2 separate regions of the Homo sapiens genome follow, and region 2 is linked to region 1. The links are chromatin loops, found by intact Hi-C in ENCODE. Cell type or tissue: PC-9. All regions are shown on one strand. Links, peaks and the distances in the headings refer to the core of each region. The heading gives the core; the rest is flanking DNA. Region 1 holds the start of PRICKLE2-AS3 (PRICKLE2 antisense RNA 3). Region 2 has its middle 14 kb from the start of PRICKLE2.

Evidence for each region. Hi-C counts contacts between places; a loop is a spot of excess contacts. Peaks named below come from ENCODE experiments on the same cell type or tissue, not always from the same donor. Only the 100,000 strongest peaks of a DNase experiment are listed, where the experiment ranks them.
Region 2: a loop joins it to region 1, with 5 times the contacts of the local background. A loop is called at or near these places in 17 of 110 quality-filtered maps.

Annotation. Positions count from the first base shown.
Region 1 is chr3:64,187,229-64,192,606 of GRCh38, reverse strand. The region is part of intron 2 of PRICKLE2 (prickle planar cell polarity protein 2); the gene reads left to right. It overlaps PRICKLE2-AS3 (PRICKLE2 antisense RNA 3), which reads right to left and starts at 5,063. Exons shown (of 4, transcript NR_046702.1): 1 at 5,002-5,063; 2 at 2,260-2,313. In PC-9, for the core only: no CTCF peak of the experiment used is centred there; DNase peaks (open chromatin) are centred at 1,296 and 3,316; H3K27ac peaks cover 2,570 bases.
Region 2 is chr3:64,236,368-64,241,745 of GRCh38, reverse strand. It overlaps a transcript of PRICKLE2 not described here. Among named protein-coding and RNA genes, the nearest start is that of PRICKLE2, 14 kb to the right of the region's middle. RefSeq lists an enhancer at 2,068-2,826. In PC-9, for the core only: no CTCF peak of the experiment used is centred there; a DNase peak (open chromatin) is centred at 2,585.

The DNA of each region.
Region 1 (5,378 bases), core at 318-5,317:
GTAAAGCTGTAAAATATCTCTTTTGGGAGTGTATAAAATTCTTTATTTGGCTTTTATTTTAGTGACTATTACTCATCCATCAGGTGTCAGATTAAATGTATCTCCTCAAAGAACTACTTTGGCTGGCCCCTAATACAAGATTAGGTCCTCAGTTACATGCTTTGTAGCAAACCCTGCAATTTTTGTTATTAACACTTATAAAACTTGTAATTAGATACTTATTGGTATAATTATTTATTTAATGTTTGGCTTCCCTACTTTCCTTTAAGGCCCAGGAGGGCAGGAATCTTGCATGCTTTCTTGTTTCGGAATCCTCCCAGCACCTAGCATAGTGCCTGACACATGGCCAGCACCCAGCAAACATCTGTTAAGAGATAGGCCAACGGCAGGGGTCCTCTGTAGAACCAGAAATGTTCAGGTCGCATCACACTGAAGAGATAAAAGCCTTTGGCATTATTTTCGACATAAAGGGTTATTCCATATCAATTATTTCTGTTCCCTCGGCTGCTCCTAAAGATTTGTATTCTAAGCAGATTCCCCTGAACATCCCAATTGCTTCAGAGTTTGCTTAGGTTGCAAAAGGCCAGAGAGGGTGACATCTTGCCAACGGCTGCATTTAGCAAACCTGAGGCAGCTCCACCAGCTCCAAGTCTCTGGGTCTGGAGCAGGGTGGGAGGAGCAGTGGGTCTGGCAGAAGCCCACTGTGTATCCAAACCCAGGCACCATTTATGTCCCCATCCGAATCTCGGGAGCCCAGTGGGAGCCATGGCATGAGGAGGAAACAGCCTGGTCCAGTGGGAAGAGCCTTGCTTCCGGAATCAGGCAAATCTCTCTACTACTCCACTACTTTCTGACCACAGTAAAGTTGTTAAATCTCTGGGACCCTCAGTTTCCTCTTGATGAAGATGACAATGATGATGGAAAAGTAATTAAACTCTCATTGAACACTTGCTATGGACCCACCATCCTTTTAAACACTTTGCATGCATTGTCTCATTTAATACTCAACCAACATTATTTAGTAATTACTCTTCCTGTCTTCACCGTAGGGTGAGTAAAGCAAGGCTCAGAGGAGTTAAATAACTTGCCCAAGATCACACAGCTAATGAGTAGCAGAGACAGATATAATCTCAGACAACCTGACTTTGGAGCCGGTACTATTAGACCTGGAGATCACAGGGCTGATCTGGCCATGGATGAGAGAGTGCTTATAATGCTCCTGGCCCTCTGTCTGCACGTAGAAGTTGCTCAATAAGTCAGTTGTTTCCTTCCCATCTTTCTTGTGAAATAGTAGTATGTGACTAACTAATTACTATTGCCCTGAGTCAGCTCAAAGAGGAGCAGAAGGAACGTTTGGCTTCCGGGAAAGAGGGAGGTTACGTGGAGATGGAGAAGGCGGATTAAGCATAGGGTTTGTAGCAATCCTAGAGTCCTTCTCAGCCTTCTCAAAAGGTTTTCATAAGGTAATTTTGAATTCTGCCAATATGGGAACCTTTCTGTTTCCCAGGCCTTCTGCTGTGGGATTGTTATAAAGATACAAGTTCGTCCCAGTGGAGTTCTCTGGCTCTGTGGAGCCTGTGGAAGTTATTCAGGGCCCCAGATGGAGCCTCTTGATTCTGAATCCTCTAATGCCCCAAGCAGGCTTTGGGATTATCTGCTGAAGTACTGAGCTCTGCCACCCACCTTCCTTGGTGCCTGAGATCTCCTGCAGCCTCACAGTCCTCAGACCTGGGAGGAATGAGTCCTTGGGGAATTTTCTGTAGGCTTCTCAGAGTGCAAAGGGAGTCTTCCCACAAAGAATATTCTACACATCTCTCTTAGGGGATCAACAGGTCAGCAGAGGCTCCTTGATTTGGCCTCTCTGCCAGTTGGAACCTTGTTAGTACCTGTCTGTAATGGTTTGGCTATGGGCTTCTTGGCAGCATTCCACTTGATTTTCCCCATGAGAGTCCAAGGAATAAATCAGAGAGCATGCTAGAAAATTGGGTGAAAAGGAAATGGCCATTGGGCTTTTTCTGTTCACTCATTCACCTATTTAAGGATATTTATTTTATACCTACTATGTGTCAGGCAGTGTTCTGGGCGCTGGGGACAAAACAGTAAACAAGAGACTTAAGGTTTCTACTGCACTGTAGTTATGTGAAGAGTAAAGACAAATAATTAGAAAACAAATAAGTAAGATAATTTCAGGTTGTGATTTTTTTTAAAAAAACATAGTGATGTTAAGAATAGGATTGTAAATATTTAGAAAACTCTTACATGTGTCAGATATTTTCCTGGGTGCTTTACAAGTTGCTTCTCACTTAATGTATCCTATAAAAACAAAACAAAACAAAACAAAAAAACAGCTTCAGAGATCATTGATGTGGAGCAGGGTGCTGGGGGGATTGGCTAATTTAGCCCGATGGGTCAGGTCCGGCGTCTCTGGGGAGGCAGTATTTGAGCTGTTACTGAAGAAGCCTACTATGCAGAGATCTCATTTGTTACAGAAGTTAACGTATTCATTTGAGTGAAACTCAGAAGTGAAATAAAATCAGTACCAACTTTGTGCACAAAGAATTTGGGGAGAGTGTTGGCAGACTGGGGAGACACGAATGGAGCCCATGCAGTGCTCGGTGCTTGCCAAGACATCCCTGGACATGAAGGCAGGACAGTCCAACTACCTTGCTTGCCCCTGGAAAATTGGAGGCACTTAATCATCCATCCCCTTGATGTTTCTGCCCCAGGTGCACATAGGGCAACAGAGAGCCCCCATTTGACTACAGAGGTGACATCTTCCATATGTTAAATTCATAGCTAGTACTCTACTTACATTTATTTATGTCCATACTACCTTCCAAAATGTGAGTCTGTTAGAGACGGACATTGTCTTATTCACCACTCTATGCTCAGTACCAAAAATAATGCTGGGCACATGCTAGCCATTTAATAAACAGGGTTTGCGTGAATAAACAGTCCCATTTAATCCTTGGTACAAAATCTTCTATTTCTCCATTGAAATCATTGAGGCTCACAGGATCAGAAACTTGACCAAGATGCCGCAGTCAGCGAGGGACAAAGACAGCACTTGAACCAGCCATTTGTCTGACTCTAGTGCCCGTGTGGGCTTTTCCTCCTCCACCCCTTCCTCATGCACAGTGAAGAGCATGCACATTGCTCCACTCAGGGAATCAGATCCAAGAAAGCAGACTTGGTGTGAGTTGGAGGAGGGGAACAGCATGAGTCACACAGTCTCTTTCATTCTTAGGGATGGGAAATTTCTCCTAATCTGAGGTTGACCTTAGTGACTAAGGAATTCATCTTTTCCCCACCTCCAGTTTCCCCACCACTGCAGGAAGCAGCATGGCCCTGCTTCAAAGATTTGTTTCCCTATCGACAATCTCTGTTTATCCTTATCTCTTCTCACTCTCTTACCCTGGCTTTACTGTACTTCCTCCAGGGGCTCTCATGTTACTGGTACAGACAGCGTCACGTACCTGGGCACTCAATAGTGACATTCATTCAGCAAATATTTTTTGAGTGCCAACTATATGGCAAGTACTTTCCTAGGCACTAGGGGACAGCTGTGAATAGAAAAGCAAGTACTTCTGCCTTTGTGGAGCTGACAGTTTAGTGAAGGATGCAGACAACTTAATAGCTGAATAACAAGACACATTCAGAGACCGACGTCTATTAACAAAGCAATAAGAAAGGGTGATATGATCTGGAGCAAGGAGTTGACAGGCTTTGTCTGTAAAGATCTAGATAGTAAATATAGGCTTCATGGATTGTACAGTCTCAGTGGCAAATACCCAACTCTGATGTTGTAATGTGAAAGCAGGCATTGGACAATAGGTGAACAAATGGGCATGGTCATGTGACAATAAAACTTTACTTACAAAAACAGGAAGGGGGCCTGATTTGAAACACAGACCCCTGATTTAGAGAATCTATCTACTTTATATTGGATGGCTAAGAGAAGCCTCTCTGCAGAAGTGACATTTGAGCTGGGACTTTACATGGAATGATGGCTTGATTACCCAGATTTGGTCTGCCTCGTCCCGTGGTTTTCAAAACGAGGTTCCCATACCAGTAGCACTAGTATCACCTGGGAACTTGTTAAATGTAGACTCTTGGGACTTGCCCCAGACCAAATAAACCAGAACTCTGAAGATGGAGCCCAACAATCTGTTTCAACAAAGCTTTTAGGTGTTTCTCATGCATGACAAAGCTTGAGAGCCATTACTGTTGGCTAATGGAAAAGCCACATTGCTAGGAATAGATGAGGCCACATCTAGACTCCATCACTTAACTCTGTAACCTTGGGCATCTCAAGCATCAGTTTTCTTAGCTGTAACACGGGGATGCTTCTGCCCAAGTCTAAAGTAGCTAACAGAGAAGAAGTGAATTCATCTTTGTAAGGATCCTAGGACAAAGCAGACACCAAATAGGTCCTCAGCAAATGGTAGCTGCTGTCCTCATCAGAATCATTATTTGAATCTCCAAGACACTGAAGCAGATTTGCGTGCAGATACGGATGAAGGGTGTGCCCCAGAAGCTACCCAATCCCATTCCTGTCTTTTTGCCTTTGACTGGCATGCCCTGGATATCACCCAAATACAAGGCTGATTGTTAAAGGAAAACTCAAGATGCTTTTAAAAGTCTTTCATTGGCCCTGTTTCTTCAGCTCCCTTTCTGGCCTGTTAACCTAGAGCATGCGCTGATACCTTTTACTGCAGGACCGTGAATTATACAGCTGTGACTCACCACCACCCGGCTGGGGCCACAGTGCCAGGCGTCCAGCTTTACCGTTAGCTTTCAGGCTACTGACAGTTTGCTCTTTTATGTGAGAAGCTATTTATACCAGGAGGGACAAAGGCTGGCAGATGCTGGGGGAAGGGAGAGAAGAATGATAAAATGGTTCATCTCCCAAGGTCTGCTGGGTGGTTTTGGCTTATAGGAAAGGAATGCACAATCTAATAGCCCTTCTAAAACCCCCATAAAAACCATCATTAGACTCACCAGCCATTTGCAGAGTGTTGTCTTTATTTCATTACTCCATCAGCACATGCTGAGATCAAAATGGAATTTCATGGTACAGGGAGATGCATGTCTCTCCAACTGAATTGGATTAAATTCCCCCTAAGCTGCATCTCCTAGTTAGCCTTCACTGTCACTCACCTCGGTGTTTTCAATGCAGTTTGAGAGATGAGTTGGGAAGGGAGGGAAGAAGGGGGCAGGGCAGGAGGAGGCTTCAGAGCAGTCCACCTCACTCTTCTTGGGAAGCTAGTCACATGAACAATGCTGTATTTATCTTGGCTCCAGAAATACACTGATGTCATCAGATGGCAATGGGAAATATGCCTGTGTGTGCAGCTTTCACTAAAACTGCCTGTTAA
Region 2 (5,378 bases), core at 246-5,245, 49 kb before region 1:
AAGGAAGCAGAAGAGGGATGATTTCTGCAGCAGGACACAGGAAGAAACAGCCTCTGAGATGGTCAAGGTCTTGCTCAAGTTGCAAAGTCAAGGACAGATCAAGAGCTGTGGCCCTCATCCCTGAATTCTAAACCAGGCTTCATACCATGGTGGTATTGGAGCACTTTAGAGACAATTGAGATGAGGGGGTGGGGATTCATATAGTATAAAATACTGAAAAGCTGGTAGGTGTTAAAATATGCATGCATGCACACATAAGTACATAACCATGTTACTTACATATATACATGTATGTGTATGCACACATGCATTTATGTCAATATAAGTAGATGAATAAGAGAAACGAGCAGGATAATAAATGTGAGCTGACTCTCCGCCCTGGTGTTTCAGAGAGAAGAACTGGGGACTGTGGAAAAGTGTAGAATGTGTCCCCACTAAAAGAGGGCTGTATCAGTCAGCTCCAGCTGGTGGCTGCCTCCTAGGAGCTTGAGCTCAGCGTATCCAGATGTTGTTGTTAAGAGGAGCCATTGTATAGGTAGAGAGTTGGGAAACTACAACTTGTAGGTGCCTGTTTTGATAAAGTTTTATTGAAATATAGCAATGCCCATTTGTTTGTATACTGTCTGTGACAGCTTGCATTCTATGACAGCAGAGTTGAGTAGTTGTGACAGAGACTAAGTGGCCTTCAGAACCTAACATATATACCACTTGGTCCTTTACAAAGTTTCTCGACCTCTGGTGTAGACCCAATAGTATGCTTATGTGGGCCAAATTCCAGCTCCATGCCACCAACTGGCCATCCTGGACCCTCAGAGGCTCCTCTAGCCTCTGCCATTGCTCACCCCTTCCTCTTCTTGGCCATAAAAAGAAGTTGTTGGGGATTATTTAGACCATTGGTTCTCCAAATGAAACCTGTGTGCCTAATCCCCTGGAGAGCTTGTGGAAACTCAAATGACCAGACTCCATGCTCAGAGTTACAGATTCTGTAGGTCTGGGTAGGGCCTGAGAATCCACACTTTAAACAAGTTCCCTGGTGATACTGAGGCTGCTGGTCCAGGATCATGTTGTGAGAACCGCTGGCTCAGACATTCCATGCTGTGGGGGAGATCTGAAAGCACCTGGCCTACCAAGCAAGTGACTAAGTTGTCCAGAGGAGAGGAATTAATTCTGTAGGCCCCATGGGACCGATTCACTGAGGCATTTCATAGCCCACACAGGGACTTTAAGCAAAGAATTCTGTGGATCCCGGGAGTCCTGCAGAGTTCCTATATTTCCTCAATTTGAAGAGTATCCCTTGGGCTCCATTCAGGCCCAACTCCATTTAGCCTGCAAAGAGGCATTAGCTATATATAAAATATTCAGTATTTCCCATCATTGGTGGTGCTATGCAGAGGAGCTGTAGCTTGTTTAATCCTTCATTCACTGACAAGCACAAGAAACTTGATTAGACCTGGAGTACCTGTTCTTCCAACTGTTTTCCTTGGCCTGGTCAATGTCTTGGTGACCTCATGGCCTCCCCATGTAACTGGCCAAACCCAGGTGTCCCTTATATCACATTCGACTCAATCCTAGGATGGAATGGAAAGAACAGATTCAGCAGGCTAAATGAAAATTTTATTTATTTTTTGAGACAGGGTCTCTGTCGCACAGGCTGGAGTGCCGTGGTGTGAACACAGCTCCCTGCAGCCTCGACCTCCCAGCCTCAAGTGATCCTCCTGTCTCAGCCTCCCAAGTAGGTGAGACTATAGTCACATGCTGGGCTAATTTTTTTTTTTTTTTTTTTTTTTTTTTTTGGTAGCGATGGGGTTTTGTCATGTTGCCCAGGCTGGTCTCAAACTCCTGGGCTCAAGCAATCTACCTGCCTTGGCCTCCCAATGTACTGGGATTACAGGCATGAGCCACAGCACCAAGCCCTACATGGAAAATTTAAGAACAGTAATAAATAAAAGAAAAAGGAAATCGATTCAGAAATTAGACGGATGCTTACACTTAATAATTATTTTGATTTCTCTGAGCCTCAGTTTTCTTATCTGTGATAAGCAACCATAGGTATAACCTTGAAGGGTTGCTATGAGGGTTGAATTAGATTTGTGTCTGCAGTAAATGTCACCTATAAATCTGGCTTATAAATCACCTCCCCTCCCCTGTCCCTGTGGCTGGGAGTGCCTGATAGCAATTATCTTAGAGAGTCCCAAAGGATTACAGGATTACAGGCCTTCGGAATGTCTGTGGATAGCACCTGGTGGCTCAGATTTGGCTCTGCCAAAGGATCCCTCCGGGAAGCATCTCCATGTTCCCTGGGCAGCTATCTCCGGCCACTGGCTGACTGTAACTTTCTTTCATTCCTGGTGTTTCTTATTGCAGAATATGTCTCCCCTCATCCCAGCGAGCTGAACCTCCTCTGTGTATCTCTGTTTTGGCCACGCTCCTAACAGCCCTTCCTTCCACAGCTGCCCCAGCTGTGATGAGTTGAGCAGAGAGGACGCTGCCAGCCCCCCGCCCCCCAGCAGGGCTCTGTGTGCTCCATTTAAGGGAAGAGGAATGTGGTGCCTGACGGATGAGTCAGAGGCTGCTACCTCGCCCTGTGGTGTGTGGAGCCGGCTGTGAGGTGCATGCCTGGCCCCCTCAGAGGAGGGTGCTAAATAATTCGCCAAGGCAGTCTGCTCTGACATCCGTCTGGGCCTGTCCCCTGGTGACCCTGAGGATGCACCAGCAGGGCTCCTGCTTGCTGTGGCATCTCAGGGAGCTAGAAGAATAAACAGGCAGCCTGAAAACTGCCCTGGCTGCCAGGGATTCCATGGGCTTGGGTTGGGTGGGCTGACTGGTGTCTGCTGATGGCCACTCAAATCAGAGGGCTTCAGATGCCCTCGCTGTACAGAGCAAGATTGATAGTGTGTTTATACTCAGACTTGATAAACATTTAGTAAGCACCTGCTGTATGTTTGGCAATTTTACCTGCATTACCTCATATAATTCAGAAAACCCATGTGGCAGAGATTCTTAGATGAGACTCAAAGAAGGAAAGTGACTTGTCCCAATTCACACAGCTAATAAGAAGGGGTAGGGACAGAACTTGCCTTACCCCACCTCCTGCCTGACACAGTGCCTGTTATCCAGAGGTCCTTGGCAGCAGGGGACCTTTTCTCCCTCTTACAGACACTGGCTCTCTTGGTGATTCAGACCCCTACATGTTAGCCCTAATTCTACCAAGTTTTCTTTTTTCTTTTCTTTTCTTTTCTTTTTTCTTTTTTTTTTTTTTTGAGACGGAGTCTCGTTCTGTTGCCAGGCTGGAATGCAGTGGCGTGATCTCGGTTCACTGCAACCTCCACCTCCCGGATTCAAGTGATTCTCCTACTCAGCCTCCCGAGTAGCTGGGACTACAGGCAGGCACCATCATGCCCAGCTAATTTTTGTACTTTTAGTAGAGACGAGGTTTCACCATGTTGTCCAGGCTGGTCTCAATCTCTTGACCTCGTTCGTACCTGCCTGCCTTGGCCTCCCAAAGGGCTGGGATTACGGGTGTGAGCCACCCCACCCAGCCAATACTACCAAGTTTTCTAAAAGGAAGCACGTTGTGGTATATAACTAAACCTCTTCTGTTCATTTCAACTGTTTCAGGTTCTGATACCTGCTTCTTATAGTTTGGACCCTGCTTTGGTCTGGTCCTCCCCTGATCAAGATGGTGGCTGCAAGGCCATTTTCAAAATGATGGCCTTGTCCACTGAACTTCTTGCTCTCAGGGAGGGTTGACAGTCTTCAGGCAGAATTCCCAGCAACCTCCTGCAGGGTTTGAGTTAGCCTAGGGGTGGAAGAGTGAAAAGCAGACTTGGAGGAGGAGAATGATGGACAAACAAACAAGAAAGGGGCTTTTTCTCATCCTGGCAAGCCAAGAGGAGTTAGTTCTGCAGTTCTAGGAAGGTAAATTTTGTACAATACATCCCACAGAATTTACCTTCATGGCTACTGTCTCCTTATGATATGGACAGGAGGCAGGGAAATACTAGGCAGAAAAGGGTGGGGCCCCCCGGTGAAGCCCTACCCTCAAGCCTGGATGCGTGGCCCAAAGTGAGAACATGCATTCCTGTTTTCCTGCCCAAATTTTGCCTTTTCCAAAACTAACCTGGTCTGCCCCACCTCCCATCCTGTAGCCATAAAAACCCCAGGCTCCACTGGCAGAGGAGCAGGGCAGAGAGGTGGAGTGGCAGAGTGGCAGGAAAGGAGAGAAGAGAAGGAGCTGAATGTCCAAGAGAAGCAACTTGATTTCACAGGGATGGCTTGGCAGTGGGACCTCGGAGAAGAGTTCGGCCGGAGATGGCCGAACTCCAGGGGAAGACTACCTTCCCACTCAATCCCCTTTCCAGCTCCCCATCCCACTGAGAGCCACTTTAATTGGCAATAAAATCCTCCACATTTATTATCTTCAATTCATTTGTGCAACCTGATTCCTGCTGGATGCCAGACAAGGACCAGGGTGCAGATGCAACAGGCTGTCACACTGACCCTCCACTGAGCTAACACTTAAGCCATCCACAGATGCCAAAACTAAAAGAGCACATTGTAACATACGCCCTCTGGAGCTCTGGGGCTCATAGACAATCCCTAGACACTGCTGCGGGCTTGCATGGAGTTCTCCTCCTGCCGATTGCCCATAAGTGCTCATCCTGGCCTCTGAACCCACTCACCTGCGTGCTCCCCATCCTGTGAGGCGTTGAGAGCTGTAGGCTGAATAAATGAGCCAACCCCTTCATGAGTCCCACAAAGGGGTTAAGGGAACTATCCCATTTCACTCAGATGCAGAGATCACCGCAGCATGATAAGTGGGAAGATCTATGATTACTCTTTGGCAGATAATAATAGTACCTTACACTTACTGAGCACTCCTGGTGTATTTGACACCATACAAAGTGCTTTGTGAAGATAATACAATTGTCACCGTCATTCATGTTTTTCAGAGGAGGCTTCTGAAGAGCAGAGAGGTTAAATAACTTTGTCCAACATCACACAGACAGCAAGAGCCATAGCCCAAGGATCAAACACAGACTCTTAATTCTAATACCAGGGTGAGTTCCATTATAGCAGGACTTTCTTTCAAACCAAGATAAATTAGATGTCTTTTATTTATTTAGAGCAAGTTATTTATAGGTCTTATGGAATATTTAAGATTAGAAGGAACAGAGCTAGGATCCAGTTCAATGGTTTGAGGGATATGTAAGCTGTAGTTACATTCCTCATTCTCTTTTTTTTCATCAGTCACCTGGCTAATGAAATTCACAGATGTGACAGTGTCCCTAGGCTGTGATTAGCTTGGGTTACTAATTGTCATAACCATGGATAAAGAACATCAGCTGTGGCAGTTTATGGTTGGCTATGGCATACAT